Regions from separate parts of the Homo sapiens genome. Here region 1 is linked to region 2. Evidence: read pairs that join two places in POLR2A ChIA-PET (ENCODE). Cell type or tissue: Panc1. All regions are shown on one strand. Each heading gives the region's core, and the rest is flanking DNA. Links, peaks and the distances in the headings are about the cores only. Region 1 overlaps GALM (galactose mutarotase). Region 2 overlaps ARHGEF33 (Rho guanine nucleotide exchange factor 33).

Region 1 (15,799 bases), core at 2,976-10,975, 220 kb before region 2:
GCCCACGACCACGCCCAGCTAATTTTTGTATTTTTGGTAGAGATGGGGTTTCACCATGTTGCCCAAGCTGGTCTCGAACTCCTGACCTCGGGTGATCCACCCGCTTCAGCCTCCCAAAGTGCTAGGATTACAGGCGTGAGCCACCGCACCTGGCCCCAGATTTTAGATTTTCAGATTAGGGATTTTCAACCTCTATCTTAGTAAGCGTAGCTTGAATCCACAGCCACTAACTTCAGGTTTGAAGGTGGATGGGGGCACCAGCCTTCCAAGGCACTCCGGTAGGAGTGGATGATCACCAAGCCAGACCTGGAGTCAAGGGCCTCTGCATCTTCAGAATATCTCTTGCCATACCTTGAGAAGCATTATCATATATCTCAAACCCTCCCCAGGCACATAGCTCAAAACCTGATATTTAAATTAGTCAGCTCATCTTATATATTTTTGTTTGTTTTTTAAATTTAATAAGTGGTATTTTTGTTCTATTTGGGCCCAAGTATTGCTCATCACTTCTAAGTTTGAGGGTTGGAGACCTGGGGAGGAGGGGAGAACTGGCTTTGTCAAAGAATATAAAAGGTATGTAGGTTGCAGGTCGTTTTTTGTTTTATTTTATTTTTCTGTTCCTTCCTGTGCCTAACACAAAACTGGGATAACTTTTTTTTTATTGAAACTTTACCTAAAGACCTGGGTGTGGTGGCTCATGCCTGTAATCCCAGCACTTTGGAAGGCCAAGGTGGGAGCATCACTGGAGCCCAGGAGTTCAAGACCAGACCGGGCAACATAGAGAGATCCCCCATCTCTAAAAACAAACAAACAGGCTGGGTGCGGCAGCTCACGCCTGTAATCCCAGCACTTGGGAGGCCAAGGTGGGCAGATCACTTGAGGTCAGGAGTTCAAGACCAACCTGCCCAACATGGTAAAAACCCGTCTCCACTAAAAATACAAAAAATTAGCTGGGCGTTGTGGTAGATGCCTGCAATCCCAGCTAATCAGGAGGCCGAGGCATGAGAATTGCTTGAACCCAGGAGACGGAGGTTGCAGTGAGCCAAGATTGCGCCACTGGACTCCATCTTGGATGACACAGTGAGACTGTGTTTTTATAAACAATAAAAACAAACAAACAAAAAAACAACAGAAACTTTACCGAAAGAGTTATGAAAGCAGGTCTGGGGGAATTCGAGATGAAAAGCAATAGCATGTGGTACATGACAGGTAGACATGTCATTAAGGACCCAGGTTCTTCCAGTTTTCCATCTGCTTCCTCAGTATTTTGGCTTTTGTCTTCAGGCTTGTCCCCTCATGGCCACAGCTCCAGGAATCACCTCCTCATATAGTCACATCCAGAGACAAAAAGACCCATTCCATTTTTCATATCTCTAATGTCCTCTTTTTAAGAAAAAGCAATGCTTTTCCTAGAAGCCCTCCAGCCAACTTTCTCTGATTTCTCATTGGCCAGAAGTGTGGCCTATGCTCTGCCTAACCCAATCGCCAGCAAGGGAATTAGGCCATGATGATTGGCTTAGACCAGTCAAAATTTGCCCTCTGGAAATGGAGCGGGGGTGGGTCCTCTTCCCTGAATATCTGGTCTAGCATAGGATAAATCAACAAGCCTAGTTTCTGCCTGGGGGCACAGAGTTGCTGGTAAAAGAGTTGCCATGGCTTGTGGGTAGTAACCCACAGTGTCTGTACCCTCCTGCTAGAGGTGATGAGAGCTGAGTTAAGGCTGTGGTAGTGATATTGCACAATGTCTTTAAAGTCCCCTGCAAATCATAATGGGCTCTATAAATGGTTAATGTTACAAACAGGTAGCAGCCAAGCAAAGTTAACCAAAACAAACACTGAACCCAGAGATGGGCCTCAAGGTCTGTTTGTGAATCAGCATTTCTTGCCAAGTTTTCATCAGCCTTGAAAGGAAATGATTCCAACAGTAATATTCCACCAGAGTAGATCATTGCGTTTTTCCAGCCTAGAAGAGTCATAAAAAGAAGCATGCATTTTTATTTTTATTTTTTATTTTTTATTTTTTTGAGACGGAGTCTCACTCTGTCTCCCAGGCTGGAGTGCAGTGGCGCAATCTCGGCTCACGGCAATCTCCGCCTCCCAAGTTCCAGGGATTCTCCCGCCTCAGCCTCTGGAGTAGCTGGGATTACAGGCACGTGCCCCTGGCTAATTTTTTGTATTTTTAGTAGAGATGGGGTTTCACCATGTTGGCCAGGCTGGTCTTGAACTCCTGACCTGAAGTGATCCGCCCATCTCGGCCTCCCAAACTTCTGGGATTACAGGCCTGAGCCACCATGCCTGGCCACAAAGCATGCATCTCTTTAACGAAGGAATGTTACTACTGCTTGGTGACCCAGTGACCCTTAAGAGGGTGGGTGCCTGATGAATGTTCTTTTCCTTCTCCTCCTAGGCTTCTTCCTAAATCTCAGGCTCATCAGTTTATTTGGAGTGTGATTTTCATGTTGATTCATTTCTCTAGTGCTTAAAAAAAAAAAACCACAGAAAGTGGAAATTTCTTTCTTTCTTTCTTTCTTTCTTTCTTTCTTTCTTTCTTTCTTTCTTTCTTTCTTATTTTGAGATGGAGTCTCGCTCTGTCTCCCAGGCTGGAGTGCAGTGGCGCGATCTTGGCTCACTGCAACCTCCGCCTCCCGGGTTCACGACATTCTCCTGCCTCAGCCTCCCGAGTAGCTGGGACTACAGGCGCCCACCACCATGCCCAGCTACTTTTTTGTATTTTTAGTAGAGATGGGGTTTCACCGTGTTAGCCAGGATGGTCTGATCTCCTGACCTCGTGATCCACCCACCTTGGCCTCCCAAAGTGCTGGGATTACAAGCATGAGCCACCGTGCCTGGCCAGAAAGTGGAAATTTCTAAGCAGCTTTATTTATAATAGTAAAACACTGGAAGCAACCCAGAAGTCTATCAACAGGAGAATGGATAAACAAATTGTGATACAGTCATACAACGGAATACTACTCAACAATACAAAGGAATATAACATGGATGATCCCAGTAGCATTATGTTGTGTGGAAATAACAAGGCACCAAAGAATATGTACTGCATACTTCTGTTTCTAAGGAGGCAGGCACCTAGGAAACAGAGTGAAGACCTGAATTAATGCTAGGCCAGGAGTCTGGAGAATGGCTTTGCCTCCTGCAGGTGTCCTCATTGGATGACATTACATAGCTTGTGTTCCTCCAGGCTTATTTGTGCACAGGAAGTATGGAGGTGCTTTGGTCCACCTGGGTTCTCTTTTTCTAACACTATTCAGCTCTGTATGTGGGCTGCAGCTCCCAGTTTAGCGCCACCAAGGCCTGGAACCCAACCTTCACACCCCTTGTCTCGACTGACCCAAAGCCCTCTGTGTTGAGCTGAGTAGTGAACAAATAGGGCCAAGGAAATACAGTAGTCCCAAATTCTCTTCCCTCAGCTCCTCTCCCACAGTCCCAGGGGCATCTCCAGGTGCTGGCACCACCCTGAGGCATGCGAGGATGGCAGGAGAGAGAGCCGCACAGAAGAGACATCCTCTCTAGGCTAGACCTGCTCTAGGCAGGGGTACAGACCCTCTCCCATCTTGGACCTGCTGCCCCAGCTCACAGCAGAGTGAGCTGTAGAAAGTGCAGAGGAGAGGCCTTTGCCCTGGCTTTGTCCCCCACCCACTCATACCCCTGCCCAGCACACACCCACTGGGAGAAAACAAGAGCATCATAGTTCTTCTGGACAGGCATGGTGGCTCAAGTCTGTAATCCCAGCACTTTGGGAGGCCAAGGCAGGCAGATTACTTGAGGTCTGGAGTTCGAGACCAGCCTGGCCAACATGGTGAAACCCCATCTCTACTAAAAATACAAAAATTAGCCTAGCATGGTGGTGGGCACCTGTAATCCCAGCTACTTAAGGAGGCTAAGGCAGGAGAATTGCTTGAACCCTGGAAGTGGAGGTTGCAGTGACCCAAGATTGCGCCACTGCACTCCAGCCTGGGCGACACAGTAAGACTCTGCCTCCGAAAAAAAAAAAAAGAGAATCGTAGTTTTTCAGAAAAAGAGCCTACTAGTGGTGTAATTAAACCAGTTTCTGTCGTGTTTAGACATGCATTCTCATGGTCTCTAAAATCTTGACCTTTCTTTTCAGAATTACTCAGTTGGATTGTGTGGGCCAGTCTTTCAGACCATAGAATCTGTTTCCAGCTAACCTGTCCTAACCCTGTCTCAAAAAAACCAGTCGGCCGGGCACAGTGCCTCACACCTGTAATCCCAGCACTTTGGGAGGCTGAGGTGGGTGGATCACCTGAGGTCAGGAGTTTAAGACTAGCCTGACCAACATGGTGAAACCCCATCTCTACTAAAAATACAAAAATTAGCCAAGTGTGGTGGCACACGCTTGTAATCCCAGCTGCTCGGGAGGCTGAAGCAGGAGAATTGCTTGAACCTGGGAGGCAGAGACTGCAGTGAGCCAAGATTACACTACTTCACTCCGGCCTGGGCGACAGAGTGAGACTCCGTCTCAAAAAAAAAAAAAATGTGTACTGGGTGCGGTGACTCACACCTGTAATCCCAGCACTTTGGGAGGCCGAGGTGAGCAGATCACCTGAGGTCGCGAGTTCGAGACCAGCCTGACCAACATGGAGAAACCCCGTCTCTACTAAAAATACAAAATTAGCCAGACGTGGTGGTGCATGCCTGTAATCCCAGCTACTAGGGAGGCCGAGGCAGGAGAATCACTTGAACCCGAGAGGCGGAGGTTGCAGTGAGCCGAGATCGCGCCATTGCATTCCGGCCTTGGCAACAAGAGCGAAACTCGGTCTCAGAAAAAAAAAAAAAGTCAAATGTCAAATATCCCCTGAGAGACAAAATTATCCCCAATTGAGAACCACTAGTTTAGCTCATCTTTGAGCATTCACTGAGCAAAAGCCCTCACTTGGTTTCCCTTCCACATCTTCTGGTGTGAAGCTTTAAAATATGTTGCTATTGATAATATAAAATAATATTTGTACTAGAAACATGCATGTATAAAGTTATTTGCCGATTTGCAAACAACACAATGCACCTTTCCTACACTGTTATTCACAAGGACCCTGGAAAAGGTAGAGGCATCATTAGCCCAAATTTATTTTATTTTATTTATTTTGAGATGGAGTTTTGCTCTTGATGCCCAGGCTGGAGTGCAATGGCACGCGCGATCTTGGCTCACCGCAACCTCCACCTCCCGGGTTCAAGCAATTCTCCTGCCTCAGCCTCCTGAGTAGCTGAGATTACAGGCATGTGCCACCACACCTGGCTAATTTTGTATTTTTAGTAGAGACGGGGCTTCTTCTTTTTGGTCAGGCTGGTCTCGAACTCCTGACCTCAGGTGATCCGCCTGCCTCGGCCTCCCAAAATGCTGGGATTACAGGCATGAGCCACCGCGCCCGGCCTCATTAGCCCAATTTTAAACCAAAGGAAATGAGAGTCTATGAGGTTAAATGAATTCCCTGGGACCACTCAGGAAGAGCTGGAACTACACCCCAGGCCTTCTGACACTGACCAGTACACCAGCCTTTGACTCCCCTGCAAAGGCCAGGCTGCATCTTCATGGAGGAGGTGGGCAAATTCTCAAAAGCAGGGACTGCGGTTCTGACACCTGGGCTTCTGTCATGGAGCAGAGAGTGGGGCCTCTGTGTGGAAACTGGGCTAGAGGGGGGTGCCAGGTGCACCCCCAGGAGTGAGCCTGGAGCAGTACCCTGACCTCTCAGGATGTGTGTGTTCCTGGTTACCAGTCATTGCTCTTCTGTTTGCCTGGCAAGTGAGAAGAATAGAAGAAACACCTCCACTAATAAGCCAAGGTCCAAAAGGCTTTCAAACCACTGTGGTCTCTGACTTTTCACCTTCATATTCTATTTAGAAAAGAAAATGCATGCACACTTGAAAGTTTCTTCCAAATTTATCTGTTGCTATTTTGAGGCCTTATCTACCTCCACTTAGTTGATTATATTTAATCATGACCATCAGCCAAACAAGATTTTAAAAGTTTTTGTCAATGCCTGAAAACATTTTTGCAAGATAAGTTAAAAAACAAATATATGAAATAAGACTAAGCAGAAAACCTTTCCCCTACCTTTTCCTCCCAGGCTTCCCCAAATATAAATGACCATGAAGTCACCATAGAAGCGGATACTTATTTGCCTGTGGATGAAACCCTGATTCCTACAGGTTGGTGAATTTAACCTTTTTGTGTTATGTGGGATCATGGATTGGCTCTCGAGGCCAAGAAAGGACATTAGTGGAGAAAGCGGTGAAATCTTAATAAAGTCTACAGTTTAGTTAATAGAATTATTCTAGTGGTAATTTCTTAGTTTTGATATGTGTACTGTGTTTATGTAAAATGTTAGCATGAGGGAAAGCTGGGACAGAGATGCAGTATTTTTACCACTTTTCTGTAAGTCTAAAATTATTTCAAAATTTCAAAAATTTTTAAAAAATGGTGAGTAAGATAATACTTTACTGGGGCTGGGCGCGGTGGCTCACGCCTGTAATCCCAGCACTTTGAGAGGCCAAGGCGGTTGGATCACTTGAGGCCAGGAGTTTGAGATCAGCCTGAGCAACATGGTGAGACCCCGTCTTATTTTTTTTTAAGATTAAAAAAAAATTTTTTTAATGCAAAAGAAACTAAAGTTAAAAAAAATTTTAAATAACTTTACTGGATACTCATCTTACACTAGGTAACAGCTTTTGTTTTAGCTGGCTTTTTTGGGAGGGGGGCGGTGCGGGAGGGGATAGGGTCTCATTCTGTTGCCCAGGCTGGAGTACAGTGGCACAATCTCAGCTCACTGCTGCCTAGACCTCCTCCCCAGGCTCAGATGATTCTCCCATCTCCACTTCCTGAGTAGCTGGGACCACAGGCACACACCACCACGCCTGTTGTATTTTTAGTAGAGACAGTGTTTTACCACGTTGCCCAGGCTGGTCTCAAACTCCTGGACTCAAGCAATCTGCCCGCCTCAGCCTCTCAGAGGGCTGGGATTACAGGTGTAAGCCACTGCGCCCGGCCACTTTGGCCTCTTTAATGGGTTGAGTTTATGGCTGCTAGTTCAAACTTTTTATGAGGAAGAAAGGTAAGCATGTGAGCCTGCATACCCAACAGCAACTTCAGGTAACAGCAGGCATTAGGAACTCCCATAAATATAGTGACTACAAAACTAATTGGAATAATAATGAAAAATTGAGCTCAATGGGGTCAAATTTTTGGCATCACAGTTTTTGAATATTTTCCTGGCTCCAGGGCTGAGTTTAAAGGCTTTTCTGTTTGTCTTGGTAGCATGTGTCATCTTGTGATATTTACATGACTCAATAGAAGGGCATGAGTAAGCTGGCCCATCTGGTCCTAGAGGCAGAATTACTGCAGTAGAACTATATGTTGTGAACTGCAAGGAAAAAATAGTGGTGGCTGCTGTTTTGTGACTGATAAGGAAGAAAGTGAATCAATTAGCTTATAAGTGGAGGTTATGAAATAAGTGCATATTTATTTGTGTATATTTATAAAATCTTCTCATGCTATCCGGTTGAGTTGATCAGATGAAAATCACAACAGGGCATAATTTGTGCATTTAAAGGCCTGTAAAGGCCAAGTTATTTTACTTGATTGTAAAAAATCATTGTGGCAAAGCACAGTAGGCTTAACATGCACTCTAATGGACTGCATAAAACTTGCGTTCGCTGGGTATGGTGGCTCACACCTGTAATCCCAGCACTTTGGGAGGCTGAGGCAGAGGAGGATCACTTGAGCCCAGGAGTTCGAGACCAGACTGTGCAACACAGTGAGATCCCATCTCAACAAAAAATTGAAAAAAAAAATAGCCAGGTGTGGTAACACGCACCTGGGGTCCCAGCTACTCAAGAGGCTGAAGCAGGAGGATCTCTCGAGCCCAGGAGTTGGAGGCTGCAGTGAGCCGTGATCTCTGCTGCACTCTACCCTGGGCAACAGAGCAAGACCCTATCTCAAAAAAAAACCTAATTGGGAATATATGTGTTATATTTCAGTAGTTTTTTTTTTTTTTTAAAAAAGACCAAACTACCATTTATAATCACCATCTTTTCATGAAAGAATATTTTAGTACCATAAAAGTGTAAACAAATTTAATCTCAGAATAAGGAACAACTCTTTATGTTGAATTTATGTAGCTTTTTAAAAAATAATATGGTACCACTTGGAGCCAATACTATAAAAAAAATAAATAGCAGATTATCCAAACGTATCTCAGTTTTCTGGGGACCAGTGAAAATGTTATCACTAACTCATAATTCAGAACTAGTAATTGATCTGTAAGGCCACTTCTCTCTCTTGCATTCTCCAATTCTACGAGGCTCCTAGCATGACATTTTACTGCTATTTCCACAACTCTTCAAATCCTTTAGAGCTCTATCATTGAAGTAAATAAGTTGCTGCAACTTCAGAGCTCATGAAAAATTTGTAATTCTCTCCTACCTATCCATACTTGAGTCAGACCTACATGTTATACCTGTTTGCCGAGTGACACTTAAGCAGAAATTGTAGTATTGTTTTCTCTTTTCTCAGAAGTCCTTAAGAAACAAGCTAATTGTCTGATTCCTTTGAAACTTCCTCCAAAAATGGGTGGTAGTAACTGCTACCCTGCACTTTAGGAATGTAAGAATTCACATGTCTGGCCCACTTTCCACTGAGAACAAATCTCTAGGAGCCCAGATTTTCTCTCTTTTTTTCTTTCTGTTTTGTAGAGACAGGGTCTCCCTATGTTGCCTAGGCTGGTCTTGAATCCCTAGGCTCAAGCAATCCTCCCACCTGGGCCTCCCAAAGTGCTGGGATTACAGGTGTGAGCCACCATGCTGGTCCTCATCTGACTCTTAACACTGATCAAAAGCCCATGAGCTTAATTTTGAAAGAAATCCAAAAGGCTTGCCCATCATTTGATCACTCAGAAGTGCTGCTGGGCTCTCTAGGAGTTGGCAGTCTATGGGAAGGGTCAGCCAGAATTGTGTCCATTAATCTGGAAAATATCAGGATAGACATAACTAGGAGACTTGGCACAGAGGGCAGGCACTGCTGAGGGGGCTTCCAGATAGAGGAAATGAGAGTTAAATAAAACCTGGAAGGGAAAGTGGAAGTTTGCCAGGGAGTGAGGAGGAGAAAGGTGTTCCAGATAAAGATGAACAAGCGTGGGCGGTGCAAGAAATAGCAGGACTAGCCCAGGGAAGTGCTGTGCTTTTGAAGCAAAGCATTTGGGGCATAATTTTAGTGGCAGAGAGTGGATGGGCCTGGAGAGGTTGATTGGGGCCATGTCAGATCTGTACCAGGCTCTGTGGAACTGCAATCCCTAGGGTGGCCCTGGGTGGCCCCAGGCTGGCCTGGAGCTCAAGGCCGATCCACATAGCTGACTCACAGGTGTGCCTGAGTCCAGTCTCAAACTTCAGCGTGTTCTGCCAGAGCTGGACTGAACCACAAGGCCACTTTCCTGAGACGTGCTACAAGAACCTGTTAGACCAGGTCGGGTGCAGTGGCTAATGCCTGTAATCCCAGCAATTTGGGAGGCCGAGGTGGGCAAATTACTTGAGATCAGGAGTTCGAGACCAGCCTGGCTAACATGGTGAAACCCTGTCTCTACTAAAAATTCAAAAATTAGCTGGGTGTGATGGTAGGCGCCTGTAATCCCAGTTACTTGGGAGGCTGAGGCAGGAGAATCGCTTGAACCCAGAAGGCAGAGGTTGCAGTGAGCCCAGATCACGCCACTTTACTCCAGCCTGGGAAACAGAGCGAGACTCTGCTTCCAAAAAAAAAAAAAAAAGAGAGAGAGAAAATAACCTGTTAGACCAGCCATACTCCATTAAGACTTCTCAAAATAAATATGCACTATCTACCGACTGTGGTTTTGTTGAATTGAGAAAAAGAAGATACTGATTATCTGTGAGATAAGGTGAAGCTTTATGATAATAATAGCTAGTATTTCAGGGAGGACTTTATAAATAATTCATACCACAAGCCTGTAAGGTAGGTTCTGTTCATTTTTCTTATTTAACAGATGTGAAAACTATAGAACAAGGAGTTAAAGTACCTTACAGAGGATGACCCAGTTAACAAGTTGGGGAAAGCCGGGATTCACACCAAGGTAGTCTGGTATTAGAACTCAGGCTCTTAAGTAGACCTGCACTCTACAGATCTTACAATGTGGTTAGATGTCAAGAAGGTTTGGTGCCAGGCACAGTGGCTCACACCTTTAATCCCAGCACTTTGGGAGACCAAAGATTGGTTGAGCCCAGGAGTTCAAGAGCAGCCTGGGCAACATAGGGAGACCCTGTTAATACAAAACATTTTTTTGAATTAGCCAGGAGTGTTGGTGCATGCCTGTGGTCCCAGCTATTTGGGAGGCTGAGGTAAGACAATTGCTTGAGCCCAGGAGGTCAAGGCTGCAGTGAGCTGTGATTGTGCCACTGCACTTCAATGTGGGTGAAGAGCAAGACCCTGTCTCAAAAAAAAAGAAGAAGATTTGGGAGGTAGGGGAGAGGCAGAAAGGAGTGAGGAAAGAAAGAAAAGAAAAGTAAATTAATTTCTTTACTATATAAATACCCAAGTGCAACATATAGTCAATAAATGAGAAGTAAGCCAAAACAAAGAACAGACTTTTGCCAGCTGTCAATCCTCAGCTCTTTTGCCACCTTTTGTACAGGGAGCCTCCCCAGTCCTCTCACTGTCTCCTCCTTGTTCCTTCCTCCCTTCAATTTATTTCTACTTTTCTGCAAAGAAAACAGGAAACCAAGTTTGTTTAAATTAAATATAAGAAAGGGAGAGAGAGAAAGAGGAAGGAAGGAAAGGAAAAAGGGAAGGAGGGAGAGGTTTTCTTGAAATTAAAGAGCATGAATTTAAGTGTCTGGCCTTGTCAGTCTGACAAGAAAGGGAAAGTCAGGCTGGGCGCAGTGGCTCAAGCCTGTAATCCCAGCACTCTGGGAGGCCGAGGCGGATGGATCACGAGGTCAGGAGATCGAGACCATCATGGCTAACATGGTAAAACCCCGTCTCTACTAAAAATACAAAAAAATTAGCCAGGCGTGGTGGCAGGCGCCTATAGTCCCAGCTACTCGGCAGGCTGAGGCAGGAGAATGGCGTGAACCCGGGAGGTGGAGGTTGCAGTGAGCCAAGATCGGGCCACTACACTCCAGCCTGGGCAACAGAGCAAGACTCCGTCTCAAAAAAAAAAAAAAAACAAAAAAAGAAAGGGAAAGTCAAGGGAAAGTCACCTCAGGTGTCATTGTTCTGTTGCAGCATATGGTGTTCCTGACAGATCCCTTGTCTTTCTGGTTCTTGGTTTTCTCATATGCAGAATCTTGTTATGAACAAGTTGTGTTGAAAGTTCACATTCTTTAAGTATGTATGTTGGTCATCTCTGTTGAAAATGATAGAAAAATCACCTTCGGTAGAAAATTTACAAACAGGCCGGGTGCAGTGTCTCATGCTTGTAATCCCAGCACTTCAGGAGGTGGAGGCGGTTGGATTTTTGAGCCCAAGACTTTGAGACCAGCCTTGGCAACACAGTGAAACCCCATCTCTACCAAAAATACAAAAATTAGCCAATCTCACAGCCCAGTCTCAAAATAAATAAATTAAATAAATAAATAAATAAAGTTTCAAAAAAAGAAAGCAAACTTACAGACACAGTTAAAGAAAAGCTGTACCATTTACAGGGTGGCGTTCAGCTATCTGGAGCAGTCCCTTATGGTGGGTACTTCATTTATCCTGGGGAGATGCTGGATAATGAGTTCGTTTTAGACCCTTTGCTCTACCTGGCTTTTCCTGGGGTGGCTGCTTGGTTGTGCTGAAACCCTCAGAAATCAACAGTAGAAAACTTCTCTAAAACAGCTTTGGCCTTTTTGCATATGAATGACTTTTACTGCGTAAATCAGTTATTTTGCTTACCATCCTAGTCCTCTGCTTTCCACCCCAAATCCTTGTTTATGTGTGTGTGGTTTTGTTTGTTTGCTTGTTTGTTTGCTTGTTTGTTTTTTGAGACGGAGTCTCACTCTGTTGCCCAGGCTGGAGTGCAGTGGCTCGATCTCAGCTCTCTGCAGCAACCTCCACCTCCCGGGTTCAAGTGCTTCTCCTGCCTCTGCCTCCTGAGTAGCTGGGACTACAGGCGCGCATGCCACCATACCCGGATAATTTTTGTATTTTTAGTAGAAATGGGGTTTCACCATGTTGACCAGGCTGATCTTGAACTCCTGACCTCAAGTGATCCACCCGCCTTAGCCTCCCGAAGTGCTGGGATTACAGGTGTGAGCCACCACACCCCGCCTGCGTGTTTGTTTTTTAAATCTCTCTTCTTAGGGTCATGAGATTTCTCATTAATTTCACTTAGAGCTCCTGGAGAGAAAAGCCTCTATTATTGTCACTATAACAGTAAAAAAAGTGTAGAGATTTTTTTTTTTCTTTTGAGACAGAGTTTCGCTCTTGTTGCCCAGGCTGGAGTGCAATGGCGTGATCTCAGCTCACTGCAACCTCCACCTCCCGGGTTCAAGCGATTCTCCTGCCTTGGCCTCCCAAGTAGCTGGGATTACAGGCATGTGCCACCACACCTGGCTAATTTTGTATTTTTAGTAGAGATGGGGTTTCACCATGTTGGTCAGGCTGGTCTTGAACTCCTGACCTCAGGTGATCCACCTGCCTTAGCCTCCCAAAGTGCTGGGATCACAGGCATGAGCCACTGTGTCCAGCTTTTCTTTTTCTTTTCTTTTTTTTTTTTTTTTTGAGACAGGGTCTCTTTCTGTTGCCCAAGCTGAAACAGTGACACAATCATAGCTCACTGTAACATCAAACTTCTGGGGCTCAAGCAATCCTCCTGGCTCCGCCTTCCAAATAGCTAGGATTACAGGTGCACATCACCATACCCAGGTAATTTTTTCTTTTTTTACACGAAAATGTCTCAACATGGATTTTTTTTTCTTTTTTGGCAGAGATGATGTCTCACTATGTTGCCCAGGCTGGTCTCAAACTCCCTGCCTCAAGCCATCCTTCCACTTTAGCATCCCAAAGTGCTAGGATTACAGGCGTGAGCCACCGCACCTACCCCCAAGAAAGCTTTTTTTTTTTTTTTTTTTTTTTTTTGAGACAGAGTCTTGCTCTGTCAACCAGGCTGGAGTGCAGTGGCGCGATCTCAGCTCACTGTAACCTCTGCCTCCCATGTTCAAGCAATCCTCCCGCCTCAGCCTCCCGAGTAACTAGAATTACAGGCACATGCCACCACGCCCGGCTAATTTTTGTATTTTTAGTAGAGAGGGGGTTTCACCATGTTGGCCAGGATGGTCTCGAACTCCTGACCTCAAGTGATCCACCTGCTGTGGCCTCCCAAAGTGCTGGGATTATGGGCATGAGCCACTGCACCCGGCCCCCAAGAACTCTTCAAATGCACCTAGTGTCACAAGAAAAGATAGTTAAACTGTGTCTGAAAAAGTGGCTTATGTGGGGAAATTTGTGATGGATTTAGGGAAACTTAGGGTAAATTTTAAACATAAGGCCTTTTGTCAGATCACCTACATTCCTCGGATTGTGCGTGGGTTTGTCGCAGGTGCTTGATGTGACAAATTACACAGCTTCTATTGCTTCATTTGATCAGCCGCCTGTTGACTTTCAGCCAAGTCCTGCAGGGTTGCTTCTCAGATTGTATCTTTCTGCAAGACAAAGATGTTTTCATAGTCTCTCTTTAACTTCTCCCTTTTGTGGCTATTAATTTATACTTATATGTTTTTCAACTCCTTATTTTTGTTTTCTCTTTATAAAAGTTTTAACGTGTGCTATTCTTGAGGGAAATACTGATGCATATCTAAACTTTAGGGGTGTTTTTCACCCTGGCTACAGACACTCGGTAAATAATTTTTCAGGTGATGGGAAAACACATCATCATGAGAATGTAGCAACTTTTATTTTGCAGTAACTGTTAAAATTGTGGCCACAGTGCTCAGTAAAAGGGGACCTTCCCCCTGTAGGTGTTTGGGGAGGAGTGACGTCCTGTCCTCCATTTTGTTAGTAACCCACTTATGGATGGGGCATTATCACCTAGAAAGAAAAGAGATACCATGGTATGCAGTTACAGGGAGCCAGAGCAAGAGCAAGACAAAGAAATTCCCTTACGTCTTCAATGCAGAGCCGGCATTTAGACCTCTACCCCAGGCAGGACCCACAAATCTTTGGCAGCCATGAGCACCTGTTTTGCTCCTGCCTTCTTCCTGTTGGCAATTTTGGGTTTTGGGGTTTTTTTTTTTTAGACAGAGTCTCACTCCATCACCAGGCTGGAAGTACAGTGGTGCAGTCTCGGCCCACTGCAGCCTCCGCCTTCCGGGTTCAAATGATCCTCTTGCTTCAGCCTCCCAATTAGCTGGGACTACAGGTGCGCACCACCACGGCCAGCTAATTTTTGTATTTTTAGTAGAGATGGGGTTTCACCATATTGCCCAGGCTGGTCTCAAACTCCTGACCTCAAGTGATCTGCTCACCTCAGCCTTTCAAAGTGCTGGGATTATATATATATTTTAAATAAATGAATAGAATTCATCACCTAACTTCTAAAGCTACCTCTGTAGATGAAATTCCGGCACTTAGGAGTCAGCAGTGGTGTATTGAGTGCATAGCCCTTGCTCACAGGTGCTTCTTTCCTGTCCCATGGCAGGTGGCACCAACAGAAGGTTTCTGCAAGGCTGAGAGCTCCTTTTACCCATGGACCAGGAGCAAAGTTTGCAGGTACACTGTCAGGCTGTGTTTGGATGTTAGCAGTTAATTTAGCTCTGCGTCTTCAGAGCAATTATTCTTAGCTACTTAAAAAAAAAAAAAGGAAAAAAATGACACCCATAAAGCATTTGCTGCTCCATAGGATGGGAGCACACTCTGTTGTTGGGCATATGAGTCCCTCTGGCATGTGTTTTCTATGTTTATTGTTGTCAGGGCTGTCCCTGTAATTTCCCAGAAGTAGAACTCCCTGAAGCTGTTTCCCAGAAAGGACAGGGGTGTAGATAATGGATGTCCAGAGACAGAGAACACTGCAGTGCCAGATCCCTGTGCTGCTTTGTCAGACATTTGTTTATATATTGTTTGTTTTTGAGATGGGGTCTCACTATGTTGCCCAGGCTGATCTTGAACTCCTGAGCTCTCAAGTGATCCTCCCACCTCGGCCTCCTAAAGTGCTGGGATTACAGGCATGAGCCACTGTGTCCAGCTGTTATTATTATTATTATTTTGAGACAGAGTTTTGCTCTTGTTGCCTAGGCTGGCGTGCAATGGCACATCCTCGGCTCACTGCAACCTCCGCCTCCTGGGTTCAAGCAATTCTCCTGCCTCAGCCTCCCGAGTAGCTGGGATTACAAACGCCCACCACCATGCCCAGCTAATTTTTGTATTTTTAGTAGAGACGGGGTTTCACCATGTTGGCCAGGCTGGTTTCGAACTCCTAACTTTAGGTGATCTGCCCACCTCGGCCTCTCAAAGTGCTGGGGTTACAGGCATGAGCCACCGTACCTGGCCCCAGCTGTTATTATTTTTAATTGATACCTAATACTTGATATCTAATACATATTTTATTGATACCTAATACATATTTACAGGGTACACTGGGATATTTTGATACATGTTTACAATGTATAAGGATCAAATCAGGGTAATTAGCATATCCATCACCTCAAACATTTATCATTTTTTTGTGTTGGGACATTCAAAATCTGCTGTTCTAGCTATTTGAAAATATACAATAAGTTGTTGTTAATTATAGTCACCCTATAGTGCTTTAGAGCACTAGCACTTATTCCCCCTATCTAGCTGTAC
Region 2 (15,799 bases), core at 5,161-13,160:
AATTGCTAGTATAAAGAGTAAAATTGCTACTATAAGGAGATATGCCATGTTTATCCTGAGGCTTCAAGTCCAGCACTCTAGTATCATAAGATATTATGCTCAGAGAAATAAGCCAGCACCAAGCAGCAAATACCACATGAGCTCACTTATATGTGGAATCTAAATAGTCAAACTCATGGAAGTCAAGAGTAGAATGTTGGTTTCCAGAGGCTGGGGGTGGATGGGTGAGGGGGTGGAATGGAGACGCGTTGGTCAAAGGGTACACATTTCAGTAAGACAGGAGGAATACATTTTTGAGATCTATTGCATAACAGGCTGACTTTAGTTAATATATTGTATATTTCAAAATTGCTAAGGGAATAAAGTTGAAATGTTCTCACCACAACAATGACAAGTATATAAGGTGACAGGTAGGCTAATTAGCTTGATTTACTTATTCTATGTTGTATGCATATATCATAACATTGCACTACACTTTCTAAATATATACAATTATAATTTGTGAATTAAAAAAAGAAATTAAAAAAAGAATCATTACCTGCCAGGTACAATGGATATGAATATGAAATGGTCAGCTGGGCACGGTGGGTCATGACTGTAATCCTAGCACTTTGGAAGGCTGGTGGGGGAGGACTGCTTGAGGGCAAGGAGTTGAAGACCAGCCTGGGCAAGAAAGTGAGACCTCACTTCTACAAAAAAAAAATTAAAATTAGTCTGGTGTGGTGGCATGCACCTGTAGTCCCAGCTACTTGGGAGGCTGAGGTAGGAAGGTTGCTTGAGCCCTGGAGATCGAGGCTGCAGTGAGCTAGGATTATACCACCGCATTCGCTCCAGCTTGGGCAACAGAACAAGACCCCATCTCTAAAAATAAATAAGTAAATACATAGAGACTATTGCCTATAATTCCTGGTAGGAAGAAATACCAATAATGCAGTTTGAGAATGTAGCAGAAGAGGGATTGACTAATTATGACTTAGAGGATAGGGGCAAGCTTCATAGAGAAAGAGGTGCTTGAACTGAGCCCTGAAAATGAGAAGTATTTCATTAGATAAAGAAAGATATTTGAGGGATAGAAGATGGGAGGAACAAAGGCATAGAGGCATGAAAGTGTTTGGTGAAAGGCATGAACTGTGATCATCTGCACATGTATATCACATATGCTAACTACTATAAAGTTTTATTTGAATTACTCTGAAATAGAGGAACAAACCAAGTGAATTCAGCTAGTCCAGTCACTAGCTGTTACAAGTAGCAAAATCATATCAACCAATGTCTAATTGGCTACAGGGACACACCAGGAGCTCCTCCCAGACAACCTTTCCAGATTCTGATTAGAGGAGCAGTCCCATAGGATATGGGGAGGTGTGATTTGCAGAGCCGACGAGGTGGAGTTAGTGAGATGGGGTTTCTGAGATTTAAGATTAAGGTCCCACAGACAGAGCTGAATCAAGATACCTGAGGCAGATTAAAAGTCTGGCACTTGCTTGAATGGATTTTCTTTCAATATCTCACACTTGAATGAAGACAGGGTGATCTCTTCCTGGAGGAAGGGTGGAAGAGGAGGCTCCCGAGAGCAGTACTCAGCTTCCTGTCCAGGATCAATAACAGTTCAGCTCTGGCCTCACACTGGCTACACTGCTCAGCAAAATGAAAATCCCACAAGAAAACCAGACTCAGCCTTCTTTGAAGGCTGAAGGCTTTTTAGTGACCATGTGTTGCTACTCAAGCCTGCATTTAGGATACCCCACTCTCACCCCAAACACACACACACACCTGCCCTCAAGGGGCTTATCGGAGCATTTCTTTCTTTTTATTTATTTATTTATTTACTTATCTTACTTTTTGTGATCAGTAAAACTGCCAGAAAGAAGCATTCTTTCAATCACACAAGAGACTTTCCTTAAGAGAAATCCTGATAAATCTAGTTTTCTCCTTCTCACATTTCTGGGGATGTTTTAGCACCTCTGATAAATTGGTGCCAGGGCAGCTCCTTCATCCCGCTCTAACACCAACTTTAGGCCCAGAGTTGCCAAGCAGCTGGTTGCTGGTGGGCTCCCTTCCTACCCACTGCTGAGCTGAGGCTGTGCTGTGGATGGGAGCGCTCCATTCTGAGGGCTGCAGCAGTAACCAGCTCCCGGGTAGGGCTCACTTCTGAGCTCGGTACTTCAGACCTTGGAAGCTAACACATCCCTATCCTGGAAGACCTTTACATCTGGACTCCTCAGGAGAATTCTGCATTTGCTGCTTCTGTTATCTCTACTGATCTCAGGCTAGAGCTGAGCTTCCAGCTTTGTACTAGGACCAAAATGCAAAGCATAGCAATAATCACCACTGGAGTCTTACGGTCGTTCCAGAGACTAAGCCAGCAGACTCGGAGAGGGTAAATAATTTTCCCAAGGTCAATCAGCTATTTAAATCATGGACTTGGGATTTGAATTCACATCTTCCAGACTTCAAACTCAAACTCTTCATTTCTACTCCCTATTAACAACTAGCATGAGGCCGGGCACGGTGGCTCACGCCTGTAATCCCAGCACTTTGGGAGGCTGAGACGGGTGGATCACAAGGTCAGGAGATCGAGACCATCCTGGCTAACACAGTGAAACCCCATCTCTACTAAAAATACAAAAAATTAGCTGGGCGTGTTGGCGGGCGCCTGTAGTCCCAGCTACTCGGGAGGCTGAGGCAGGAGAATGGCGTGAACCCGGGAGGTGGAGCTTGCAGTGAGCCGAGATCGCGCCACTGCACTCCAGCTTGGGTGACAGAGCAGCCTGGGTGACAGAGCAAGACTCCATCTCAAGAAAAAAAAAAAAAAAAAAGAAAAACAACTAGCATGGTTCTTGGTGTTGCTTTCAACTGGCTGAAGTATTAGCTGAGAACAGATTAAAGTGTGTTTTTAAAAATCTCTCAAGATTCAAAGGAATAGAGTCATAATGTTGGCGACAGGCAGTGAGGTTGATATATTTGGGCAAGGCATCTGACCTGACAGCCATTTTATACCACTTACTTCTGAGGTCTGCCTCACTGAGATTAAAGACGTGTTATCCGATTCCATAATCACCATATGTATATAAGAAATTGGGACTCTGTAGTGAAGCATTTTATTTTTTCTGTCAAAACAGGAGCTTATGACTTAGCCAAGTCACTTATCCTCTCTGGACCTCATTTTCCGTATTTGTAAAGTGACAGGGCTTGGCTGGCTGATCTCTGTATAATCTTTCTGTTTAATTTTCTTTACCACTCTACACTGATTCCTTAGCTAAATATTGCAAGTAGTTATGGTGGGTGCAGTTTTGTTTCGTTTGGTCCTTCCGAACTATGAGATTGGTTTATTCATTTATTCGGCACCTATTTATTCAAGGCCTATTCTGTGCTGGACACTGGTTTAGGTCTTGGGGAATACAGAGTGAACAAAAATGTCCAAGTCCTCATGAGGGGGCACTGATAAGCCAAGATGGTCAATGAGCAAAGAAATATATAACATTATCATTTGATTGGTAAATGTTGTGGAGAAAAATAAAGCAGTGAAAGGGAGATAGGGTATAGAGGCCAGGACTCCTCTCTTATATGTATGGGTCAAAGAAGGCCTTTCTAATAAAGTGACATTCAAGCAGAGACCTTAGATCTTTTTTATCCTTGATGTAGGGTAGTAGGATATTGTAAATTTGGGAAGATTCTGAAGTTGCCAAGAGATAGGAACGAAATAGGCCTTGGTGGAGATAAATCATAGCTTGAGGTTCAACCTAGCTCTTCTTCCTCATATCCCTTATAGCCCAGGATTTCCACAAATGAGCTTCTCTGGGCTTCTGTGATTCCAAACAGTCTTTTAACATTTTAATGACTTCTCAAGTGTGTTGCATCTACTTATTTATTTAATTTTTACCAATGGACAATTAATAGTACATTAAAAAAAACTATGATAACTGAATTTACAGGATTTTAAGAAGCAGGGATCTGTTTTGCATGTGAATTTTACATCCAGATTTATATCACACGCTAAAGGAAGGGCCTAAGCTAAAAAATGTATAGGAAGAAGTTAAAGATGCAAGGACTAGGCTGGAAATACTATCTTCAAAGGGATGGATTTTTTTTTTTTTAGATTTATTCTGCATCTACTGGCTCATTCAAAGCCCATCACATAATTTGTTTTGGAGACAGGAGCATCCAGGAGCAGATGAATGGCAGACACTAGGGGACAAAGGCAAGCCCTCCAGGTGTTAAGAAGAAAGAAGTGGGCAAACACCAGGCAGTAAGGATTCTAAGGTGCATTCCAAAGTGGGTGAAGGAAGAAAAGGATTGAGTTTGCTTCTAAATTTTAAACACTAGAATCTAATATATATAACAAGGACTAAGCTATTGCAGATCATCCTATTTTATGACCCTATAACTCTGCAAATACCCTTTAGGGCCTAGATAGAACACTAAATCCTTTTGTTCTACTCACCCAGTCTGGATTTTCTTCTACCAATTATTTCTCCTTTAATCTCTACATCCATGATTTTTAGATGCGAGAACACCTTATCAATTAATTATCAATAATTCATTAATTGAGGGGGATTATTTGCTAGATAGTTACCACTGCCAGTGTTTAGGACAGTTTAGTGTCTTTGTCAACAAACCTTTATTGAACTTCTACCCTATGTTAGAATATATCCTATGTACCAGGGATAATAAGAGGTGGAAAAAAATAGCCTCTTTTCTCAAAGAAGTTTACAATTAACTTAGAAAATGAGATTATTTACATAAAATGAATAACAGTAGAAAAATTTGTTTTGATTCCTATTGAGTTTTACAGTTATTCCAAGAAAGGAAGGATAATTTCCCATTGGATTGAAGGGGGAAAGTTCTAGAGAGGGAATGGGCCTACATTAGACTTTGGAGAATGAGTAAGGATTTGTCCATTGGAGTGGGATGAGCAGGGCAGACCAGGCAGCAGGGAGAAGGAGAGACAAAGTAGAAATGCAAGTGGCAGAGAAGGCTGAGGCAGCTGGCAGGCCTCCTACACATCAGAAATGAGGCTGGAGGGGCAGGCCAGGGACATTGTGGAGGACTTTGAGATCTCGATTTTATTTTATGAAGATGAAAAAACAGGCCGGGTGCAGTGGCTCACTCCTGTAATCCCAGCACTTTGGGTGGCTGAGGCAGGCAGATCACCTGAGGTCAGGAGTTCGAGAACAGGCTGGGCAACATGGCAAAATCCCATCCCTACTAAAAATACAAAAATTAGCCAGGCGTAGTCGTGGGTGCCTGTAATCCCAGCTACTCCTGAAGCTGAGGCAGGGAGAACTGCTTGAACCTGGGAGGCAGAGGTGAGCAGTGAGCTGAGATTGCACCACTGCACTCCAGCCAGGGAGACGGAGCGAGACTCTGTATCAAAAAAAAAAAAAAAGGAAAAGAAGAAAAAGAAAAGAAAACGCCTATTGCAGTTTTTGAGCAGGAACAAAAGATCATGTAAGTGACATTTAAAGGAAAACAATCTACTGGCAGTGAAGAGGATGGATGAACTAACTAGGATGCTCCTAGAGACGTTTAGGCATGAAGCAGTCAGGGCTGATCCAAAGAGGCGACAATGAAAAGCAAAGGAGAAAATGAAAGACACCTTAGCAAGGAAGACTCGTAAGGATTTCACAGCTGGTGAATTTTAGGATGAGAGGCGATCATTCCGAGGTCTTGAGAGTGGGTCAGTGGTGGTGCTAGTGGCAGAGCTAGTGGAACCTGAAGGGGGAGCCTGGAAAGGTTAAAGATACCAATGTGATTTCAACAGACTGAGATTCAGGTGACCATGGAACAGCCCAGTGACATTATTCGTTGGAAAGAAATATAAGGGTGACCAAGGACATTCATTTAGCCGAAAAAAAAAAAGCCAGTTTTGTTTCCTTTCCTTAAAGACCTGAATACTAAAACATAGGTAAAACTGCATAGTGAAAATACTAGTGATTGAGAAATGATGAACTGTTTAGCATAATTTCAGTTTAGGGTAAGGTGATGATTTGTTTGGATTAAACAAAAGAACAGTTACAGAAGGCTTTGGGGGCTGGAGGGCTGGGGAAGGGAGGCCATTGGTTGTGATATCACCGTGTTACCACACTGCTGAGTGATATTTGGAATTACCCTGTTAAATTTTAGCCTCAGCATTTTAGAGCTACCAGGACTTTGAAACGCTCCTTATACTACAGATGAGGAAATGGAAGCCCAGAGAGAGTGCCTGGCTTTCCTAAGGCCCCACAGTAAGAAGTCAGTGTTAGATCTCAGTCTAGTATTCTTCTATTCCCAGACTGTATGGGCCAGCAGGTGCCCTGCCTTCCTGACTCTTTGAGGAACTCTTTTATTTAGTTCTACAGCAGGAAGCCTGATGAAAATTTTCATAGATTGCATTATCAGAAATCAAAATGGAAGACCCTCTGAAGAGCATTAAAGGCAGGAAATGGTGTGGGGCAGCGTGTGTGCCCTGTTAGATCAACTTGTCTTCAGGTGAAGGAATCATTTTCCAGTGGCATCAGAACAAGATGAAATGAGCATAATCTGCACAGGGACTGACTGCCTTACAGAATGCTTAAGCAGCCCTAGAATAGACTTCAAGTGAGGTTGTTCAGTGTCTTTCCTCACATACTTTAAAAAATGCTGAAGAAGCCAGGTGTGGTGGCTCATGCCTGTAATCCCAACACTTTGGGAGGACCAGGTGGCCAAATCACTTGTGCCCAGGAGTTCGAGATCAGGGCAACATGACCTGGGAAACATGGTGAAACTCCACGTCTACAAAAAAATACCTAGGAGGTGGAGCCAAGATTGTGCCAAGATTGAGCCAAGATTGTGCCACCGCACTCCAGCCTGGGTGACAGAGCAAGACTCTGTCTCAAAAAAAAAAAAAAAAAAGAAAAAAATTCTGAAGAACAGGATTGCTATCTAACTATCTGGGACAAAGGAGAAGTATGTAATTCAGTTTGGAGGTAGGGGGATGGAACACTTCTCTTCTTTTTTTATTAACTTATTCCTGTCCCAACTTGTTCCAAACAAGGAAATTGAAATAATGCAACAATAGATTGAGGAATCAAAAAATAGCTTCTTAGCAAAACCAGCCCCAGCATGTTCTGGTCTCCTTATGGAATGTCTCTAGCCCTTTTCTCATTGTTCCAAACTTTTCAGATGTGGTAAAAATGTACTAATTTGTGGGGTTCAGTATGCCTTAGCTCTAGGGAGGGCATGTATGAGGTAAGCTGGAATTATAAAAGAAATAATCAAACTAATGATGAATTTACACTTTTCATTGATCAACAAAAATGTTGACTCTTTCCCATATCTAGGCTTCTGCTGCTGGACTTTGTGATAATAATCGGTTATAAGATGAGACTCGGCTGGGTGCAGTGGCTCATGCCTGTAATAATCCCAGGATTTTGGGAGGCCAGGGCAGGAGGATCGCTCGAGCACAGGAGCTTGAGACCAGCCTGGGCAACATGGTGAAACCCTGTATCTACAAAAAAAAAAAAAAAAAAAAGGTCTGGGTCTGGTGGCAGCTACTCAGGCAGCTGAGGTGGGAAGATTGCTTGAGCCTGGGAGGTCAAGGCTGCAGTGAGCCATGATTGCACCACTGCCTGGGTGACAGAATGAGACCCCCTGTCTCAAAAAAAGATGATCCTTGGTTTAGGTGAGGAGAGTTGACAGATGACAATTGAGGAGAATGGCCAAAGCAGGCTTCATGAAGGGTATAAGACATGAGTTGCCCTTTGAGGGTTGAGCAAAACTTGGTTGACAGAGAGCAGAGGGTTGTAGGACCGAGATCCCCAGGTAGGAATGCCTAAGGCCTGTGAGTGGACTAGTTCTGTAGGGGAAAGTGCTGTGGTTTTAGTACCCAGGGACCATCGCTGACCCCTGTCAAGTATGCACGGGCTGTGGACCATTTTTCTAACTGAACTCATCCATTTTCAAGGTTTGACTATGATTTCCAACTTTTGAAGGCTTTGCTCACTGGGAGTCTTTGTTCACTGGGCAGTAGTGGGAAATTATAGTCATTCTGAAGATGGATTGTACTCTTTTTCTCCTTTCTAGCTGTTCTGAGAGCACCAAAGGCAGCTCCAAATTGGATGTCATTTCATCTGAACTATGAAAAAAATTCTCCCAGGAGGGGCAGCAGTAACCTGGTTTCCCCTCTCACCTAAATTAAGCTTTGGTGACTGATGATCCGTTTTACAATGTACTACTAACTCAGCCACCTGGTTCAGATCTTGGGAGTCCTGCCACTGCCTGTGATTTAGCAGAAGGAACATTTCCTGAGGACTAAAGTTTTTCCATGTTAATGTACCCCTCTGCAAATCAGGGCCATCTCTAGGACTGGAGGGAGTTGTCTCTGGAGCTCAGGGTTCTTTCCCTCCAGCGTTTCCCAGGAGAGCACTCTTGTCCTTCTTTGTCTTTCCTTCCTATCAATTGGGACTTACTTAGTGAAAGTATAGTGACAGTCACTTTATTGTCTTTTTAAGTAGATATTTACATTGTACTGGGGCTCTCTGCCTCTTGCACAGTGTCTCTGGGAGGATTTTTTTTTTTTTTTTTAGACAATGTCTCACTCTGTCATCCAGGCTGGAGTGCAGTGGCACTATCATGACTCACTGCAGCCTTGACCTCCTGGGCTCAAGTGATCCTCCCACCTCAGCCTCTCAACTTGCTGGGACTACAGGTGCATGCCAACATGCCTGGCTAATTGAAAAAAAAAAACTTTTTGTAAAGATAGGGTCTCACTATGTTGCCCAGATTGGTCTTGAACTCCTGGGCTCAAATGACTCTTTTGCCTCAGCCTCTCAAAGTGCTGAAAGTTATAGGCTTGAGCCACCGTGCCTGGCCTCCAGGAGGCTTTTAACTTCCACTCAGATGAATCCAGGGAGAGAATCTGTTTGAAAGATTGAGATTAAAGAGAGTCAAGTCAGGATAAGAAAAGAGATGAAGAATATCTTCCCTGACCAGACACAGAGGCCATGAGACATTCAGGCTCACGAAATCTGGTTCTGACACAGTTAAGTAGGTCAAGTATTAAAATGAGTCAGAAGAGCCCCTGGAAGTGACTTTCAGCCCTGATCTGAAACTTTTGATAAGTTTTTATGTCTTCAATGAGGCATTTTTAAACTTAAAATATCTCTGGCCAGTGGTTGGTTTTGTGTGTGTGACAGCATGCTGATGTTCTTTTTTTCTTGACTGATGTAGACACATATTAACTCTACCAATTTACTCTATCCTGACTGATCTTAGGTGAACAACAACAAAAATTAACATGCCAGTGGAGTGAGGATGGAAGGATCTTTGTTATTTCACTTCTGAGCCTTCTGTGCTCCTGAGCTATGGAATTACCTATTCTCTGTGCTTTGCTCCTGTTCTCACTGGCTCTGGGCACTTTGGTGTTGCTGGCCGTGATGAACATCACTACAGTTAGTTTTGGTGTGGGACCATTTACTAGGAGAGCCTGCTCTTTCTTGGTTTTTCAAGCCAGGGAGTGGGAACAAGGGGATATATTTCTGCCAGTGGAACTTTGCTTGTTAAAATAAAATAGGCCTTTTTTCCTAATAAAAATAATCTTCAGGCCAAACTCTCTATATTTACCACTAAGTCTTTATTGTTGATGTGAAGCAAGTTGTAGTAAAAAGCGTGTTTCACTGGTAGTCTGCTGCATGAGAATTCAGGTCACTTCCATAAATATTTGTTGAGAGTATGTTGAGAATGGTGCCAGGAGCTGGAGACAGAAAGAGGAATGAAACTCCGTGTATACCCCTTAGTTGCTCACAGTCTGGGGAGTGGACAGCCATGAAGGCAGTTAACTAAGGAGGGGTGATGGCCTTGTGACCTGGTTCAGTGGCAGGAGCCACCTTGTTTCTAGCAGCACCCATATTTGACAAAGGGTCACGTAAGGGGCTGACTTGAGCACCAAGGACCATTTTCAAAATAAGGCCACTTATTGTTTGAGATGTCTGGTGGCAGAGTCCTATTTTAATTCTTTTATTTATTTCATTAAAAAAAATTTTTTTTTTAGACCAGGTCTCACTCTGCCGCCCAGGCTGGAGTGCAGTGGCTCTATCATCGCTCACTGCAGCTTTGACTTCCTGGGCTCAGGTGATTCTCCCACCTCAGTCTTCCAAGTGGCTGGAATTACAGTAGTGCACCACCACGACTGGCTAATTTCTTTTTTTTTTTTTTTTTTGTATTTTTTGTAGAGACAGGGTTTTGCCATGTTGCCCAGGCTGGTCTCAAACTTCTGGGCTAAAGCTAACTGCCTTCCTTGGACTCCAAAAGTGCTGGGATTACAGGCATGAGTCACTGTGCCAGACCCCTATTTTAATTTTAATTCTTTAATTTATTACCTTTGCCACTTTAAATTGCTATGTATTCAAGGATGATTTTTTTTTTTTTTTTTTTGGTTGTGGGCATAGAAAGCTGCATTTTCATTGAGGTATCCTAGTTTTAAGCACTTGTGTATCTTCATATTGTGAGAATTGTCTTATCTCCTTACCATTTTGCTTCTAAGGGTCACACTGTACTCTTTGTTTTCTTGCGTTACATTGATTAATTAATTCTATTAATAGTTTTATAACCATTAATTTTTATTTTTTTGCTGATCATAGTGTTATATTTTTGTTTTCTGACATTTTATTTAGAATACGTATAGTTATTTTTTTATTTATTTATGTAGGCTATCCTAGAGTTGGTCTCAGAACCTCATAGAATAAATTTAGCTATTTACATGTATTCTATCTATAGCATAGACTAAATAACACAGACACTGTTATTTATAGAACCTTCCTGTGATATTATGCTGAATCATTTCCTATTGGGGAGTAGATATTTGACCTTCTCTTTTAATATTTTCTGCAGATAGTTGTTCTGGATAAAAAAATTTATACTGTTTTTAAAACAAATTTCAATAATGTATGTTTTCCTAGAAAATTATCTGTTTCATTTAGCTTTTAGAAATTATTGGCAGCCAAGTGTGGTGGCTCATGCCTGTAATCCTAGCACTTTGGGAGGCCAAGGCAGGTGGATTGCCTGAGCTCAGGAGTTCAAGACCAGCCTGGGCAACACGGTGAAACCCCGTCTCTACTAAAATACAAAAGAAATTAGCTGGGTGTGGCGGCTTGTGCCTGTAGTCCCAGCTACTCGGGAGGCTGAGGCAGAATTGCTTGAACCCGGGAGGCAGAGGTTGCAGTGAGCAGAGATCCTGCCACTGCACTCCAACCTGGGTGACACAGCAAGACTCCATCTCTACAAAAAAAGAAAAAAGCAAGAGAGAAAGAAATTATTGGCAACAAATATTGCATACTGAATTTTACAAATAATATTTCATATTCTCTGAATTGGTGGTTACATCCCTCTTTTTAGTCCTACTTTGTATTATTTCTCTTTCTCTCAATCTCTTTCTCTCATCAGACCTGCCAAAACTTTCTTCCTTGTATCAGTCCATTCAACCAGTTTACGCAGATGGCTATCAGAGCCCACACAGGAATTGATACCTTTTTTTAGTGACAATGGTACCTTAAAGTGGTACCTTAAATTACAGTACTTTGAAATACTGTGGCATGAAGCAGTTTATTTAAATTTAGAGAAACATAGAAAGACTACTGGTCTTACTTGAAGCGACTTCCAGTGTAACTTTGGGCAAATAATTTGTATGAGCTATGGCTTCCTTGGGTATAAAATGAATGGAACGTGTGTTTGGCCCACTGCACAGCATTGCCGTAGTGATCAAGTGAGATAACATACATGAGAGTGCTTTGAAAACTACGAAGCATGAACAAACAGGGTGTTACTGTCACAAAATAATGTTGCTTTTAGGCTCTATAGAAAAAAAAAGCAAATAGCCCTTTTCATAATGTTTATAGCATTTTTTCTACACCACAAAGATCATATAGACTCTCTTCTTGAAAATGTCTACAGGATTTGTCCTGATGAATTATTTTAGTTTCAGGGGAAAGTATTTCCTCATCACCCTCCCCCCAGCATAAAAAGTTCCCATTCTACTAAATTAGAAATGTGCACTAAAGACCCATTCAATAAAGGACACTGAAATGGAAATTAACTCAAGTCTGCTTTCAATTAATTTCAATTCCCCAAAGTGCCAAACTTTCCTTTTCTGTCACAGCAGTAATTGGAAAGTAATAGACAATCCTCAGTTTTTGTAGTCTTATGTGTGTATATGGGGAGGAGGGTACACGTTCTAGGTCAGTCTAGGGGAGGGTCAGGAGACTTTTCAGTATTCTTTAGGTTTCTGTTAACTTATTATTTAAAAAAATTTTTCTGAATTAATTTTACACAAATATGGCTATAACTTCTTATTGTTTCAACATTCTTATTTCTCTATATCAATAATTTTAGAACCTTTGTTTTTAAACAGCAGAAGCTGATCTTCAAAGGAAATCCTTCCCCGCCAGGCACTGTGGCTCACGCCTGTAATTCCAGCACTTTGAGAGGCTGAGGCAGGAGGATTGCTTGAGCCCAGGAGGTTGAGGCAGTGAGCCATGATCATGCCACTGTACTTTGGCCTGGGTAACAGAGTGAGACCCTGTCTCAAAAAATAAAAAAATAAAAAAAGGAAGTGCTTCCCCCAAAGCTGTAGTACGTGAATCAGACAAGAACAGAGAGGCTCTGGTTGAAGGGGGTAAAAAGGGGGACCCAGAACCCTACCAGCTTGGTGGCTTCCTCTCTCCACTCAAGACAGACTCAAGAAAGCCTGGGCTTCAAAAAATATAAACTGAAAACCATGGCTTTGTAACATGATCAGGCATGATATAGACACCAACAGGCTCACTTAACATTATTTTCCCCAGTGTCCGCCAAGGCCTGAATGGGTGTTTTTAGAGGTTAGCACTGCAACTGTAGAGACAGAAAGAAAGGAGGAAGGTCAGGGAGGAATAGGAGCCACATTAACTTGGTGAGAGGCATGTGGCAGCATCTGATGGTTATTTATTCAAAGGCAGGCAGTGATTCAAGGGCTATCAAGGGCACAGTGAAGAATTACTAGGCTCAGAGTGAGAGATTCCCAGTACAAAATGAAGAGCAGACTACAAGTGAGATCTCAAAGGGACTTTCATAATCATAGCAAGGCTTTTTCCAAAATAAGTCATATTACCTTTCTGTGTAATCCTGTTATTAAGCTCCCTTTTAAACTGTACCCTTTAATACATATTCATTATTACAGTCATTCTCGTCAACCTAGAAATTCTGTTCTGGAAACTTAGCTTAAGAAAAAATGTCCTAAATATGAAGAAAAAGGACTCTGTTCCTTTTTATATCCATTTATTATAGTAAAAAATGAAAATTACCCTAATAATTGGGGGAGGGAAAGAAAATGATGACATGTTTTCTCAAGCAACTATTTCTTAGTCAATAAATATAATTATTGTTGAAACTATTTGGAGAAAGCCAGGAGTAATAAATGAAAGAACCAGTTCTGAAATCATATGGACCTGCCCGAATTACAATTCTGGCTCTGTATGCCATGATCCTGGGCATATTATTACCTCATTTTCCCAAGCCTCAGTATTCTCATCTAGAAAATGGGGATAATGATACACCCTCAACAGAATCAATATGAGAACTTAATTAAATGAGAAAATATAAATAAAATATGAAGCATCATGTTTGGCATATAGCAGCTGTTCAAGAAAAGTTCATTCTGTCTCCACCATTCCTTATATAGCATATGGGAAAATGCTTATGCTCTGTCAACAAATTGTTTTTTTTTTTTTTTTGAGACAGGATCTTGCTCTGTCACTCAGGCTGGAGTGCAGTAGTGCAATCCTGTCTCACTGCAGCCTTGAACTACTGGGCTCAAATGATCCTTCCGCCACAGCCTCCCAAGTAGCTGAGACTACAGGCTTTGTCAACAAATTTGATGAACTTAAGGAAATACGTAGTTTCCTAGGAAAATACAAGTGACTAATTAAGTTGAAAAGCTGCGTAGATAAATTTCTTTTGAAGAAATTGAAAAGGCCTTGAAGATCTGACTACTTTTTTAAAAGATCAAATGGTTTCATAGCTCTGCTCTATTATCTTTTAAAGAACTGATAATTCCAATGTAATTGAAGTTTTTATAGGTTATAGAAAAAGATGAAAAACTTCCAATTCGTTATGGCTAACATAAGCTTAATGACAAAATAAAATAGAATAAAAAACAAAAACAATCTACCAGCTGGGCAAGGTGGCTCACGCCTGTAATCTCACCACTTTGGGAGGCCAAAGTGGGTGGGTCATTTGAGACCTGGAGTTTGAGACCAACCTGGCCAACATGGCAAAAACCCATCTATATTAAAAATACAAAAAATTAGCTGGGCGTGGTGGCGCACGCCTGTAATCCCAGCTATTCAGGAGGCCGAGGCACGAGAATCACTTAAACCCAGGAGGTGGAGGTTGCAGTGAACCGAGATCATGCCACTGCACTGGGGGACAGAGTAAGACTCTGTCTCAGAAAAAAAAAAAATAAAAAGAATATTTCAATAGCAAAAGTGACCACATAGTCAAAAGACAAAAAGATAAATGGGAAAAATATTGCATATAACAAATAAACAGTTAATACGTATTATTTAGAAGCTGTCACTCCTTGGTTAAAAAAAAAAGGCAGATAACCCAAAAGAAAATTAGGCAAATCAGAGGATTAGATAATTGACAGACGAGCAAATCTAAACTTATAGTAAGTATACGATATAGAGATGCTCAATAGCACCAGCAATCAGCAAAAGTAGCTATAAACTATCACTTGTCACCCATCTGACCAACAAGAACTAAAAATGTTAACATCCACTATTGGCTGGAATGCAGGAGAAAGGTATTCAGGCAATGAATATTCCTGGGGGAAATAAGAATAGTTATAGCCTTTTTGGAAAGCAGCCTAGCCACATCTATGGAAACTCCACATAAATAAAAACACCAACATGTAAGGCTCTATGTACCAAGATGTTTGTTGTGGCATTGTTTGCCATGGCAAAATAATGAAAATAAAGGGAATGTTCATCAGTGGAGAAATGATTAACACAGTTCATTTGTACCATGGAATATTATGCAGTCATTACAAGTAATTTCTTAGGGCCAAATGTGGTGGCTCACGCCTGTAATCCCAGTACTTTGGGAGGCTGAGCCAAGCGGATCACCTGAAGTCAGGAGTTCAAGACCAGCCTGGCCAACATGGTGAAACCCATCCCTACTAAAAATACAACAATTATCCAGGCGTGGTGGCACACACCTATAATCCCAGCTACTTGGGAGGCTAAGGCAGGAGAATAGTTTGAAACCGGGAGGCGGAGGTTGCAGTGAGCCTGGATCTCACCACTGTACTCCAGCCTGGGCAACAGTGAGACTCCATCTCAAAAAAAAAAAAAAAAAAAAGTAATTTCTTAGATCTATACCAATTAACTTGGAGAGATTGCCACAATGTATTATGTGAGAGTGAGATGCAGAGAAGTACAATATATAAACCTACAATAACAACCCCACTCCATATATGTATATTCTGTATATGATTGTGTGCAATTATATGAGGATGGAAAAAATACCAGAGATTATTAACATCAGTTGGGATTGGGGAGGAACACTTTTACCTCTGCTCAAACAGCCACAATAAAAACAGTATAAATAATAATGGTCCATTTTTTTTTTAATTTTTAAAAAGTTTTTCTTCATGTATTTTATCTGTACAACAATAATGATCCTATGTTTATTTTATTTTTTCCATTACAGAGATGGGATCTTAACTATGTTGCCTGGGGTGATCTTGAACTCCTGGCCTCAAGCAATCCTCCATCCTTGGCCACCCAAAGTGCTGGGATTACAGGCA

What was found. ChIA-PET counts read pairs that join two places held together with the same protein. Peaks named below come from ENCODE experiments on the same cell type or tissue, not always from the same donor. Only the 100,000 strongest peaks of a DNase experiment are listed, where the experiment ranks them.
Region 1: POLR2A ChIA-PET joins it to region 2 with 11 read pairs; 2 of 35 experiments call an interaction of 5 or more read pairs at or near these places.

The regions. Positions count from the first base shown.
Region 1 is chr2:38,683,712-38,699,510 of GRCh38, forward strand. GALM (galactose mutarotase) reads left to right here. Exons shown (of 7, transcript NM_138801.3): 4 at 6,102-6,183. It overlaps LOC124905993 (a long non-coding RNA gene), which reads right to left. Exons shown (of 3, transcript XR_007086292.1): 2 at 13,526-13,659; 3 at 172-1,963. Among named protein-coding and RNA genes, the nearest start is that of GALM, 25 kb to the left of the region's middle. RefSeq lists a silencer at 9,016-9,310. In Panc1, for the core only: no CTCF peak of the experiment used is centred there; a DNase peak (open chromatin) is centred at 7,320; H3K4me3 peaks cover 374 bases; H3K27ac peaks cover 6,131 bases.
Region 2 is chr2:38,899,334-38,915,132 of GRCh38, forward strand. The region is part of intron 2 of ARHGEF33 (Rho guanine nucleotide exchange factor 33); the gene reads left to right. Among named protein-coding and RNA genes, the nearest start is that of ARHGEF33, 17 kb to the left of the region's middle. In Panc1, for the core only: no CTCF peak of the experiment used is centred there; no DNase peak of the experiment used is centred there.